Linked DNA regions of Mus musculus: regions 2 and 3 are each linked to region 1. The links are chromatin contacts, found by POLR2A ChIA-PET in ENCODE. All regions are on one chromosome and are shown on one strand. The core of a region is the stretch at or near the end of the contact, and the rest is flanking DNA. Distances in the headings are between cores, read along the strand shown.

The links. ChIA-PET counts read pairs that join two places held with the same protein, here RNA polymerase II (POLR2A).
Region 2: POLR2A ChIA-PET joins it to region 1 with 11 read pairs in Patski. The contact joins the enhancer-like site here to the promoter of Gpatch3 in region 1. POLR2A ChIA-PET finds 5 or more read pairs at or near these places in 3 of 5 experiments (Patski and embryonic stem cell).
Region 3: POLR2A ChIA-PET joins it to region 1 with 18 read pairs in Patski. The contact joins the promoter of Tent5b here to the promoter of Gpatch3 in region 1. POLR2A ChIA-PET finds 5 or more read pairs at or near these places in 3 of 5 experiments (Patski and embryonic stem cell).

Annotation. Positions count from the first base shown.
Region 1 is chr4:133,573,152-133,577,198 of GRCm38, forward strand. Gpatch3 (G patch domain containing 3) reads left to right here and starts at 1,594. Exons shown (of 7, transcript NM_172876.2): 1 at 1,594-2,059. The coding sequence starts at 1,609.
Region 2 is chr4:133,656,807-133,661,033 of GRCm38, forward strand. It overlaps a transcript of Pigv not described here. Among named protein-coding and RNA genes, the nearest start is that of Pigv, 14 kb to the right of the region's middle. Within about 2 kb of position 2,830, at least 1 of the 3 ENCODE cell types and tissues checked has a DNase peak (open chromatin) inside an H3K27ac peak, as active enhancers do.
Region 3 is chr4:133,477,728-133,481,811 of GRCm38, forward strand. Tent5b (terminal nucleotidyltransferase 5B) reads left to right here and starts at 2,406. Exons shown (of 2, transcript NM_175307.6): 1 at 2,406-2,836. The coding sequence starts at 2,573. Gm13257 (a long non-coding RNA gene) reads right to left here. Exons shown (of 3, transcript XR_390815.4): 3 at 3,750-4,084.

The DNA of each region.
Region 1 (4,047 bases), core at 344-2,843:
GGGTACCATTCCCCTTGAGTTCTAGGATTACCCTTTCATCTGAGCAGAAACACCTACACCCACCATCAACCATCAACTGTATAAAAATTCTTAGAGAGGGGTGCGATCTCATGAGCCTTCCCCCTCCTCCATGACAGGAAATTGAAGGGCCTACTTTTGGGCAGAGTTGCACTCGCTATGAATTTAAAAATGGATCCAGGGCTGGTGAGATGGCTCAGTGGGTAAGAGCACCCGACTGCTCTTCCGAAGGTCCAAAGTTCAAATCCCAGCAACCACATGGTGGCTCACAACCACCCGTAATGAGATCTGATGCCCTCTTCTGGAGTGTCTGAAGACAGCTACAGTGTACTTACATATAGTAAATAAATAAATCTTTATAAAAAAAAAATGGATCCAGAGGCTCCAACGCCCTCCTCTGGCCTTCCTGAACACTGCACACAATCACAAGAGCTATACTGTTTGTTTGTGAGGGACTCAACGCCTTGTACGGAGGTCGTCCGAAGCTGGCAATATGGTTTTCGCCTATGATCTCTGGGAATAGTTTTCGATGTCTATGCATGTATTTGTACATTTAAAAAAAAATCTTTTTGAGGGCTGGAGAGATGGCTCAGCGGTTAAGAGTACCAACTGCTCTTCTGAAGGTCGGGAGTTCAAATCCCAACAACTGCTTTGCAACCATCCGTAATGAGATCTGATGCCCTCTTCTGGTGTGTCTGAAGACAGCTACAGTGTACTTACATATAATAAATAAATAAATCTAAAACAAACAAACAAAAAAACCAAACCAAACCAAAAAAAATTTTTTTTTCCCTCGAGACTTCTCTGTGTAGCCCTGGCTGTCCTGGAACTCACTCTGTAGACCAGGCTGGCCTCGAACTCAGAAATCCGCCTGCCTCTGTCTCCTGAGTGCTGGGATTAAAGGCGTGAGCCACCACCGCCCGGTTTGTTACAGATAATTTTATGTGCATGAGAATTTTGCCTGCATGTATGTATGTGCAACACGTATGTGCCTCTAGAGGTCAGAAGAGGGTGTCCAATCTCATGAAACGAGTTACGTATGGGAGAGTTCCCTCGTACGTGGGTGCTGGGAATCCAATCCAAGTATTCTGTAAGAGCAGCGAAAGCTCTTAATTGCCGGGGCATCTCTTCATCTCCCCCGTCCCGCGCCCTGAGAAAGGCTCTCTCGACATAGCCCCGTCTCAGTCACTATGTTGACCAGGCTGGTCTTGAACTCACGCACACCTGCTTGCCTCTAACTCTCAAGTGCCGGGTTTAAAGGCGTGAGGCACCACGCCCGGCTGGGTTGGTACTGTAGAGTCCAGTTTTGCATCAGACCTCCGCCACCTCCCGCTCAGCATCCCGGTGCTCTACACTGGTTCCTCCTTAGAGCCTCTCACACGCTGGACCAGCTATCACTGAGCTACAGCCCAGCCCATCGCACGAGTTTTCCATCTTCTGTGGAGCTGGAAACACAGATTCGGCCCAAGAGCAATTAAAACGAAACTTCAAGTACCAAACGGTCACCGATGCCACATTGACCAAACTCCAGCATCCGAGACGTGGTGCTCTCGCGAGAGTGGACGCCAAGCAATCATGTGACAGGCCAAGATGGCGTCGCCCAGGGAGCTGGACGAAGAGTCGCCGGTTTACCTGGTGGTGAGCGGGATCCCTGCCGTGTTACGCTCGGCTCAGTTACGGAGCTACTTTAGCCAGTTCCGGGAACAGCGCGGCGGAGGCTTCCTGTGCTTCCACTACCGGCACCGGCCCGAGAGGGGCCCTCCGCAGGCGAGTCCCGAGGCGGCCCGGGCTGGCCCGGACCCCGCCGCTGAGGATCCGGTTCTCGCCCAGGCTCCGGCCTCCGATGCCCGCGCTGTCCGCGCCCGGGGCTCTGCGGCAGCCCAGACCCGCACCTGCTGCTGCGTCGTCTCGGTGAGGGGAGCGGCGCAAGCCCAGCGGCTGCTTCGCATGTACTCCGGTCGCCGGTGGCTGGACTCTCAGGGGACCTGGCTTCCCGGTCGCTGTCTCATCCGCAGGCTTAGGCTTCCCACCGAGGTTTCAGGTAAGGGGGAGAGAATGGACCGGACGCACGGCCCTTGGAAAAGAGGCGCATTGCCTGGGTGGTTAAGATAGGTTATCACTGTTTAGAGCTTAAGTTAGTTCTGGACAAAGCTACAAGTTTTCAGCCCAATCTGCATGTTTTTACTCAAGGACTTACAAGGCAAAACAGACAAAACAACTGAGATCTGTATAGATAAGTTTCAAATGTATCCCCTCTTAAGGACCATTTCCCTAAGGGTGGTGATTTTTGTACTGACATGATTTCTTAAAAAGGATATTTGGAGCCCGGTGCGCTAAGGCACGCCTTTGATCCCAGCTCTCAGGCGGCAGAGGCAGGAGGATCTCTGAGCGAGCGAATTCCAGGACAGCCAGTGCTACACAGAGGAACCATATCTTGAAATGCACAAAGGAAACTTGGTTTCTTCTAATCTAACCTAGCGACTGGAAGACAGGCTCTGCAGAGGAAAGAGCTGGGGGCAGCAGAGAGGGGCTGGGCACAAGTGTGTCCATTGGGGAAAAGGAAGCCAGGTGTTTTAAAATGCCAGATGGAGAGGTTTAAATAAATTATTTTGAAACAGTTCATCCTAAAGAGTCATTAGCAATAGTGGTGGTATATATGCCTTTAGTTCTAGTGCCTGGGAAGTAGAGGCAGATGGATCTCTGTAGTTCTAGCCTGGCTTGGTCTACAAAGTGAGTTCCAGGACAGCCAAGACTATCTAGCTCTGACCCTGTCTCAAAAGTTAAAAAAATAACATACAAAACAAAAATGAAAAACTGGTATCAGCTCAAAGTTAAACAGTTTCATAGAAAGAGGTGTGTGTGTGTGCGTGTGTGCGTGTGCGCGTGTGCACACACACTCGAGTGCATATGCCGGCTATGGTTTAAGCAGAATCTTTAGGAGCAATGTCTTATCAAGACATACAGCATGAGCTGCCTCTCTATGTGTGTGTCTCTCTCATGTAATCTATGCTGGCCTCAAACTCTATGAAAGTTCCAATGACCTTGAGCCAGGTGTGGTAGTGAACCCCTTTAATCCCAGGAAAAGCAATCAAATTTCTATATTCAAGGCCAGCCTGGTTTACATGTCTAGTTTCAGACCAGACAGGGTCTGCCTCAAAAATAAATAAACAAAAGAAGTAACCTTGGGCTCCTGCCTGTGCCTCCCATGCTGGGATTATAAGTGTATGCCACCATATTTGATCAGCCCATCATTTTCTTATGGACTTCTCAAAACAATCCTTTGCTACCAAGAAAGATTGCTTATCTTGCTACCCGCTCTGAAGACCTGACTTGGATCTCAGGACCCACATAGTGGGAGGAGAAAAGCAACTCCAGCAAGCTATATCCTGGCCTCCATAGGTGCACTGTAATGTGCACACCGCAGTAAAGAAACAAAACGTAGGGGGCTGGTGCGATAGCTCAGCAGGTAAGAGCACTGACTGCTCAAGGTCCAGAGTTCAAATCCCAGCAACCACATGGTGGCTCACAACCATCTGTAATGAGATCTGAAGACAGCTACAGTGTACTTATAAATAAATAAAACCTTTTATTAAAAAAAAAGAAAGAAAGAAACTGTAATAAAAAAAATCAGGGCTGGAGAGATGGCTGAGCACTGGCAGCTCTTCCATAGGACCCAGGTTCAATTCCCAGCAACCACATGGCAGCTCACAACCCTCTGTAACTCCAGTTCCAGCAGATCCAACACACACACACACACACACACACACACACACACACACACACACACACAGAGGCAAAACACCTCTGTGTTTAGTGCACATTAAAAAAATCATTTGTGGGCCTGGTGAGATGGCTCAGTGGGTTAGAGCACCGACTGCTCTTCCGAAGGTCCAGAGTTCAAATCCCAGCAACCACATGGTGGCTCGCAACCATCCATAACGAGATCTGACTCCCTCTTCTGGAGTGTCTGAGGACAGCTACAGTGTACTTACATATAATAAATAAATAAATCTTAAAAATAAAAAAATA
Region 2 (4,227 bases), core at 1,580-4,079, 85 kb after region 1:
TCCTAAATTTGTCATGTGTCAAAATTTAATTTTTACAATTATTCTGTAAGACTATGTTATTCCTATCTATGTTCAGTGCAGTCATTCCTCAGTGACCCAAAGAACTGTCCCCAGGGTCTAGGAAGGGAACCCCAGGTACAAAAATACAAATGACATAGGTTTTGTAAATAACCTATGTAAGAAACCCTCTTGCACCTTTGAAACACGTCTATAATCCATAATGTGTAAGTGGTATATAAACAGTTGTACTGTGTTATTTAGGAAGTAATGGAAAAGGTCTAATATACTCATTCAGTCTAAGCTCCACCCCACAGTTACCTGGCAACAGCAGGTGCCTGACTCACTGTAACAGGGGCTGCTCTGCTCTCTCTAGCTCTTGCCTTCTTGCTCCTACTCTGTCGGCTCGCCCCCTTCCCTCCTCCCTTCCTCCTCGTGCTCATGGGGCTGGCCTCTACTCTTCTCTCTCAGTCTCTCTTTCTCTGTCTCTACCACCCTCTCAGCTTCCCTTGCCATGCCCTGAATAATCTCTATTCTATACTATGTGTGGCTGGTCCCTCAGGGGGCAGGGATGACTCAGCATGGGCCAGCTGAGGCACCCCCTCCCCTCTTACCTGACTACACCTCTGCAAAACATGTTCCTCCTTTCTTTATCTTTTTTTTATAAAACACAACACTCAGTACTGATCAATTTCTTTTTTTTCAAGTGTTTCTTTTCTTTCTTTCTTTCTTTCTTTTTTTTTTTTTTTTTTTTTTTTTTGAGACAGTCTCACTATGTAAGCCTGGCTATCCAGGTACTTGCTAGATAGACCGGGCTGGCATAGACTTAACAGAAATATGCCTGCCTCTATCTTCCAAGTTCTGAGACTAAAAACCTACCCCATTCAACGATCTCTGATGTGTACGGTGGTGTACATGCATGTATGATCTCAACCTGGAGGATGGACAGTTCTGGGCCAGTCTGGGGGATGTAGAGTTCAAGGTCAATAAGAACTATTATGAGATGTCTCAAAATATCCAGAAGTAACATTTACCTTCCCATAAGGGATGGCTGAGTTTATGGATAAGAACTCCGTAGGCACGGGGACAGATGAGAGAAGTCAGGCTGAGTTCAGTGAGCTCACACAGCTTTAGTGTACAGTGGGTTGGCTCTGGAGCCAGATCTTAGAGTAATTCCTTGGCTCCCTTCAAGCTGAGCGCTCTTCCCTGATTCTCTTCCCATCTGCTGTAGTCACTCTCTGGCTGGGGATGTAGCTCACCAGTACAGCACAGCGCCTACCTAGCTGGCCTGACAGGTTTGCCCCCAGTGCTGCCAATGCTAACTAGGGCATGGGGGGAGATAATATACTCACTCGCTGCTTTCAACTCTTTGAAGATGTGTTTATTCTTATGTATATATGTATCTGAGTGAGTGTATGCCATGTGTGTTCAGGAGCCCAAGGAAGCTAAAAAGAATGTCAGAGTCCCTGGGGTTGGAGTTACCAGAGGTCTTAAGCTGCCCAACAAGGGTGCTTGGAACCACATAGACCACTGGAAGAGCAGTAAACACTTTTTGTTGTTTATAAAAAGATAAAGAGGGAATTGGTGGAAGTGTGGTTAAGGTATGGGGGAAGGGGGTACCTCAGCTGGCCCATGCTGAGGCATCCCTTCCCCCTGAGGGAACAGCCACACAGTATAGTAGAGAATAGTTTATTCAGAGCCTGGGGAGGGGAGTTAAGGGGGTAGTAGAGGGGGCTGGAGAGATGGCTCAGCGGTTAAGAACACTGACTGCTCTTCCAGAGGTCCTGAGTTCAATTCCCAGCAACCACATGGTGGCTCACAACCATTTGTAATAGGATCCTACGTCCTCTTCTGGTGTGTCTGAAGACAGCGACAGTGTATTCACATACATAAAATAAATAAGATCTTTGAGGGGGAAAAAAAGAGAGAGGGTAGGAGAGACAGAGAAAGGCAGGGAGAGAGGGGGAGGGGTGGGGGGAGGGATGTGGGGGGAGGGGCTAGAGAACAGAGGGAGCAAGAAGGCAGGAGCAAGAGACAGTGGGGGGCCAGGCGGTGAGCAGCCCCTTTTATAGTGAGTCAGGCACACCTGGCTGTTGCCAGGTCACTGTGGGGTGGAGCCTAGACAGAATGCTAACACTTTTAACCACTGAGCTATTTCTCTAGGCCATGGAGTTTAAGAGTGTTTGTGTTCCTATGTGCAATGTGCTCAGGAGTGCAGGTTGTCAAGGTTTCCTGGTGTTGTCTCTGCTGGAGCTACAGTGATAGGGTCTTGTACTTGGGTCCCCTACAAAAACAGGACTTGGGGCTCTTAACCACCGAGACATCTTTCCAGTTCTTTTTGTTTTGTTTTGTTTTGAGACATGGCCTCACTACGTAGCCCTGGATGTCCTGGAAATCACTCTGTAGACCAGGATAGCCTCCAATTCACAGAGATCCCCCCTACCTCTGCCTCCCGAGTCCTAGGATTGAAGGTGTGCACCACAGTAGGCTTAGATTTCACAATCTTCCTGCTCCATCTCACAAGGGCAGGGACTGCACGTGTGCACCACACCATCTTCAAATTAAAACTTTAATTCATCCTCGTTATAAAAAAAATTTAAGTAGAAAGATAGCAAAACATGTCCTTTATGCCTCAGAATTTGCTACTTCTGGGCCAGCACTCAGAGGGCTCAGTGGGGGAAGGGACTTGTCCTCAGGCCTGACATGCCCAGTTTTAAGGACAGCATAATAAAGAACTAAGACTCAACAAGAGGGCAATGCTGACTTCCACGTGGGCTATAGGATGTTCATGTTCACACACACTCACACACACACACACACACACACTAAAATGTTGCTTTTTAAAGAATTTACCACTTCCCTAATGAATGCTCCGGTGCACTGGCCAGCAACACTTGAGGACAGGAGGCGTGGCTAGGCCTGCCTTAGTCCAAAACAGGCATTAATAAACAACTGGTGAAAAGAATCCTTTTAAAAACTTAAGCCTCCACACTTTACATTTTTAGACCCAGACTTCCGCTGCCCCACCCCAGTGGGACTACTAGAGACCCGCCAAAGCTTCCCCTTTTCCCACCTCCATTAAAGAACAAAAAGACATCCACTTCTGGGTCCTCAGAGTGTCTGGTTTGTATTTTAGCAGGGTCTTGGAAGGAAATGACTTTTCTCTGAAACCGTGGCCGCCCCACCCAGCTGTGGCATTCTTAGACCTCGGGGAAACAGGAAGCTCCGGCCTTGGGCCCTTCACGGTCCTCCTTCAGACTATTAAAGACTGTTAATAGGCCGGTAAAGGGACAGCTGCTGGTCATAAAGTCAGCCCGCTCCTTACAAGCTGAGCCGTGAGCCTCCCAGGCCAGAAGCCCGGCCTTCTCCAGGTGTGCTTACCTAGCCGGGGTGCCCAGGTGTAGGGTTTCTTCAGTGATGGCTCTAGGGACAAAACAGGGGAGACTGAAGCTGCTCTGTAGGGGGTGAGTCACCTCTCCCAGGAGAGGAACAATCACTTCTGGTTACCCTCCAAACGGAGGCAAAGTGGAGCAGAGAGGGAGACCAAAGGATCCCGGCTCCTCCCACGCACTTTTTTTTTTTTGGAGGGGGAGGGGGAGTCCTAGGATTTGCAGCTGCTGGGGAAGAGGCTGCAGTCTGCCAGCTGGAGGGACACACTAGGGGAGAGGTGTTGTCTTTTGCCAAGAAGGGCACTTGGTGTCTTGGCAGAAGGCAGAGGGCTGCCCCAATCTGTGTGTACATTTTCAGTAGCATTTGACTCTGGACCAAATGCTTGGCTGTGCTAGTGCTGTGGTGCTGGGTGGGAATGCTCGTTGGCCAGGCTGGCTGGAGGCTCCCACAGAGGGTGCTGGGCCTGGGCCAGGAGCTTCCCTTCAGCTGGCAAGTTGAGCTTTCTGTCACGGTCGGAGGGAGTGTGTCCAAATTCCAACTCCGAGCTTTCCAGAAGCCACTGCTGACTGCCATCTGTTTTGAAGAATGCTGCTTATTGGAATTTTTGGCCCAATGGGGAGTAAGGATGGTGACACCGAGCCAAAGTTACCTGGCTCAAGAATGCACAAACGCTGCGCAGCAGGGACACTGTCTTTCATTTATACAGGGTCTTATTCTGTAGCTGCCCTCAAGCTCACCTCAAGCCTCAGCATCCTGGAGTCATCCTTCCTCAGGGGCAGGGTTACTCTTAGTAACCACAGGGAGCCAGGAAGCAGGGCAGATGCTACAGTAGACAACCTT
Region 3 (4,084 bases), core at 1,156-3,655, 95 kb before region 1:
CTTCCTACATCCCCAAGTCAACCCTAGCCCCATTGGGCAAACATGGACGGCATTAGCTTTGCTAATGGAAGCGTTGACAAAAGGCTGATTCACAGTACATGTGCTGGCTAATTGCTTGCCCTGCCCTAGACAGAAGGAAGGAGATAGAAAACGAGATTTGAATTTCCTTAGAAAACTTGATCAAGTCTATATGAAAGCCACTGTCCCAGCTTGTCCCTGAACGATTTTCAGCGTAGCTGGTCCACCTGGAATAAATCTCTCCTGTTTTCTAACCCCACTTTCTCTGTTTATACATTGAGAAGATAGACAGTAGATGCCAACAGCCCTCTTAGCTGAGCCTTTAGGCATGTGTGAGTATGTAGCCTGGTATCTCTCCAGCTGCCCTGGCTATTCCGGGACAAACACAGAGAGGACAGAAGGGGGCCTGGCAGAGTCACCTTGACAAGAAACTGCCCTGGTCAAGCATCCAAGGTCTCTCCTCCCTGGTTCAGTTATTCCTTCCCATAGTCCAACTCCATTTTTCTCTTACCATCCAAAATGTCTTGTTTACATCACTATTGTCTTTCTACAGTCGAAAGTTCTAGAAGAACTAGGATCTCGCCTGACCCATCTCACAGTTCAGCACCTCGTACCTAGTAGATTCCCTGTGAACATATGTTGACTAAAGAATGAATAAACAAATGGATGGGTGTTGTGGGTAGTGCCAGGGCTGTGCCAAATGTGACCCTGTGACCTGTGCCAACTTCTAAGAGGAGGGGTTGACAACAGAGTCAGGAGACATGAATTCAAGCCCTATACTGCCAATTAGTGGTTGTATGATTTTGGGCACTCACGACCTCTGGAGCCTTGGTTTCTTAATCTGCATATCTAGAAAAATGATCTCACCTGCTGAGGCATATTCTCAGGAATGAGTAGTTACATATGTAACATGACTTAGTGCATAGTAGAGGTTTAAGAGAAGGTAAGTTTCCTTCTCCCCTCCCCCACGTCTCCTGGAGGCTCAGAGGGAGAATGTGTCAGGGGCTATGCTGTGGCTTTGTGGTGGCTTGTGTTGGTTTGGGGGCTTGGGGATTAGACCCAGGATCTTGCACTAGGCAAGCATTCCGAGCCACTGAGCCAAATCCATGTGCAGGAGAGTATTATGCCTGGACCTCAAACGCTTTCATCAGTAGCCTCGGGGATCTAGAGTTCAGAGACAACTCAGTCAAAGATCTCATTTTTATTTCCCTCGTTTTGTGGCACCAGAGGTTGAAGCCTGGGTCTCCGGCACACTAGGCGAGCAATTGGTCAGCGCTTTATATCTCCAGCCTGTTGATGTTGTTGTTGACAGGGTCTCACTGTATATCCCCGGCTGACCCAGAACTCAACAGGCAGACAAGGATAACTGAACGTCTTATCCTCCTGCCCACACCACTGGAATGCTGGGGTTACACATCTGGTGGAACACACGGGGCCTCCTCCAGGGGTTTTTAGAGTGGCCTGAGGCTGGGGCCGGCTTTCAGAAAGAAGAAATGTGTGTTCTGGTTTGAGGCAGGTCAAGCTGTGCCCTGACAGAAACTGGGGTATAGTAGCTGTTTCTAAGTCCTGGATTCTTCTTCCCTGTCTTTTAATCCTTAGTCTGCCTTTTAGGAAAATGGAAGGCTACAGAATTTGCTATATTATTATTACGAGAATGACAAGAAAAAAATACTGCGGCGATGAACAGGGCGATTCGATTTCGATTCTCCCTCCTGCCCATGACACATATATTTAAAATCTGAAAAGGAGGAGGGGATAAGATTCAAAAGTAGCAATAAGCCTCGGCCTCTATGATCTGTAGAGAGAAAGAGAAAAAAAATAGTAATATCCATCCCAGAAAAACCCTGGGTGGGCCCAGATGGAGCAAAGAGCTACATAGATCTTTAAACCTCCATCAGGACCATAACTGACACTCACATGCTACATGATGATGGGTAATAACGCCCTCTCTCTAAGCAGATTTCACCTCACCTAAGATGGAACAGGTACGCCAGGCATGCGGTAATTCGAAGGGCCAATCAAAGGAATAAATTAGAAAGCGGCCGGGCCGCCTTGTCAACACGGCAACATTACTCTACACAGACCTCCCTCGACTTCTGCCGCTGGAGGGCGCTGTCCCTCTAAGTCCCGGCAGGCTCGGGCCAATCGCAAGCAGCAGCTTCTTTAAAGACCAAAGGAGGGAATTCGGTCCGAGAGAGGGGGCGGGGAAGGGGCGTGCCTTTCAGCCAATCAGAAACTCCTGAGAGCCAGCGATTCCCTTGCAAAACTGTGTTGGCCCGTGATAGGGGGAGGGACAAGAGGAGGGCATCTCCTGCTGTGTGACAGCTGTGCTGACCAATGGGCGTGCGGCCCGCGGCCTATAAGTGTCAGCTGGGCCCGAGCCGCCTGGCTCTAAGATCTGTTAGTCCTCCCTGCCGTCGGGGGTGTTCCCTGGGTTTGCCTCGCCGCCGCCGGGTCCCCGCACCCCGCCTTGGCCCGTGCACAGCCACTCTCCCTGCCCTCCTCGCCTTCACCATTCCCGGGTTTCTGCCGTCCAGGCACCGGGGCCGGGTGAATGATGCCGTCGGAGAGTGGAGCTGAGAGCCTGGAGCAGCCAGCTGCGCAGGTGGGGACCGGTGCAGCCTCGGCAGTGGCCACGGCTGGGGCGGCCGGCGGCGGCCCGGACCCGGAGGCCTCCTCGGCCTCCCTGGGACGGCACCAGAGTCGGCTGAGCTGGCCACAGGTGAAGCGGCTGGACGCGCTGCTGAAAGAGCCGATCCCCATTCACGGACGAGGCAACTTCCCCACGCTGAGCGTGCAGCCCCAGCAGATCGTGCAGGTGAGGGGGACCCTGGCAGGGTCGGGGGTGGGGTGGTGCTCTGCTGCAAGGTACCTGGAGTCTATGACTGGCCGGGAAGCTAGGGAAACTAAGAAACAGGAACCCGACTACTAGTTCAGCTCTTCCTGCACCCTGCTGAGCTTGCCTGCTTGCCGTTCTGGGGACCTCTTATTCCCTTGGGAACCACTCACCAAGACCCTGGCTGGGAAATGGGGTGGAGATGGAGGAGGCACTAGATGGGACATCGCCCTGGCAGTCGCCAGTGAGGAGGGTGTGTACCTGGTTCCAGAATAGCTTTTCTTCTTCTACCTCACATCCTTGGACCTCCTGCACCCTCAGGGTTCTAGGGCACTCTGCCCTTGTGTTCCCACAACCCTTAGCTCAAGAAGCCTTGGCTAGGTGAAACAGCCCAGAAATTCCTGGGAAAGCTCCCAACCTCCCACGTGTTGCGGCCAGACCGGAGACCTCACCCCTTTGAAGATAGCATCAAATTTCCATTTTAGGGGTTCCTTCTCCCTTAAGGCTAGAATGAAGGCCGGCCCAAGGTTCAGACCCCAAAACACTATCTCCCTCCTGAGGATCAGATTCTGGCAGCTGCCCCCCTCCCCCATCAAACTACAGCTCTTTTAACCTAACCCTGCAAGACCCCAAACTTGCTCTTTCTGCATACAGCCCGAGCACTGTGGAATTCTGAAATACCAGAGGATGCCCGTTCTTATACCCCATTCTAACTGAGGCCTCGGGTGGGAGGGTGAGCTACCTACCAAAGGCTATCCAGTGAGGTGGAGGTCAGGTTCAGGGAGGGAGTCCTGGAGCTCCCCAGGAACAGATGGTATCTGATCAACAGTTCCTCTCCCCCCCCATCCCCATCCCACCCCACTCCCCAGATTCCCAAACTCAACATCTAGTCCTGAAGTCCCTGTATAATGAAACCCAGAAAAGTTAGCTAGTGCTAGTTCCTGTGTGTTCCTGTCAATCATGGTCTTTCCACACAAGCCAGGTAAAGCTGGGCTTTATCATTCCCCACCCCCTTACTACAGCCTTCCACAGAGAGGGAGGGTGGCTGTTGGGGGACGGTCAGTCTTGCCCTCCCTCCCTAGGAACGGGGAATGAGGTGGAGGGTGTGGGGATGGATTCTCGAGGGCTGACTCACTGGCTGTCCCAGTGGGGCTGGCTATGGCATTCCATGCTCCCCTGACGTTGCCTGGATTATTAGTAAATGGCTTCAGCTTGTTTTGTTTTGAGATT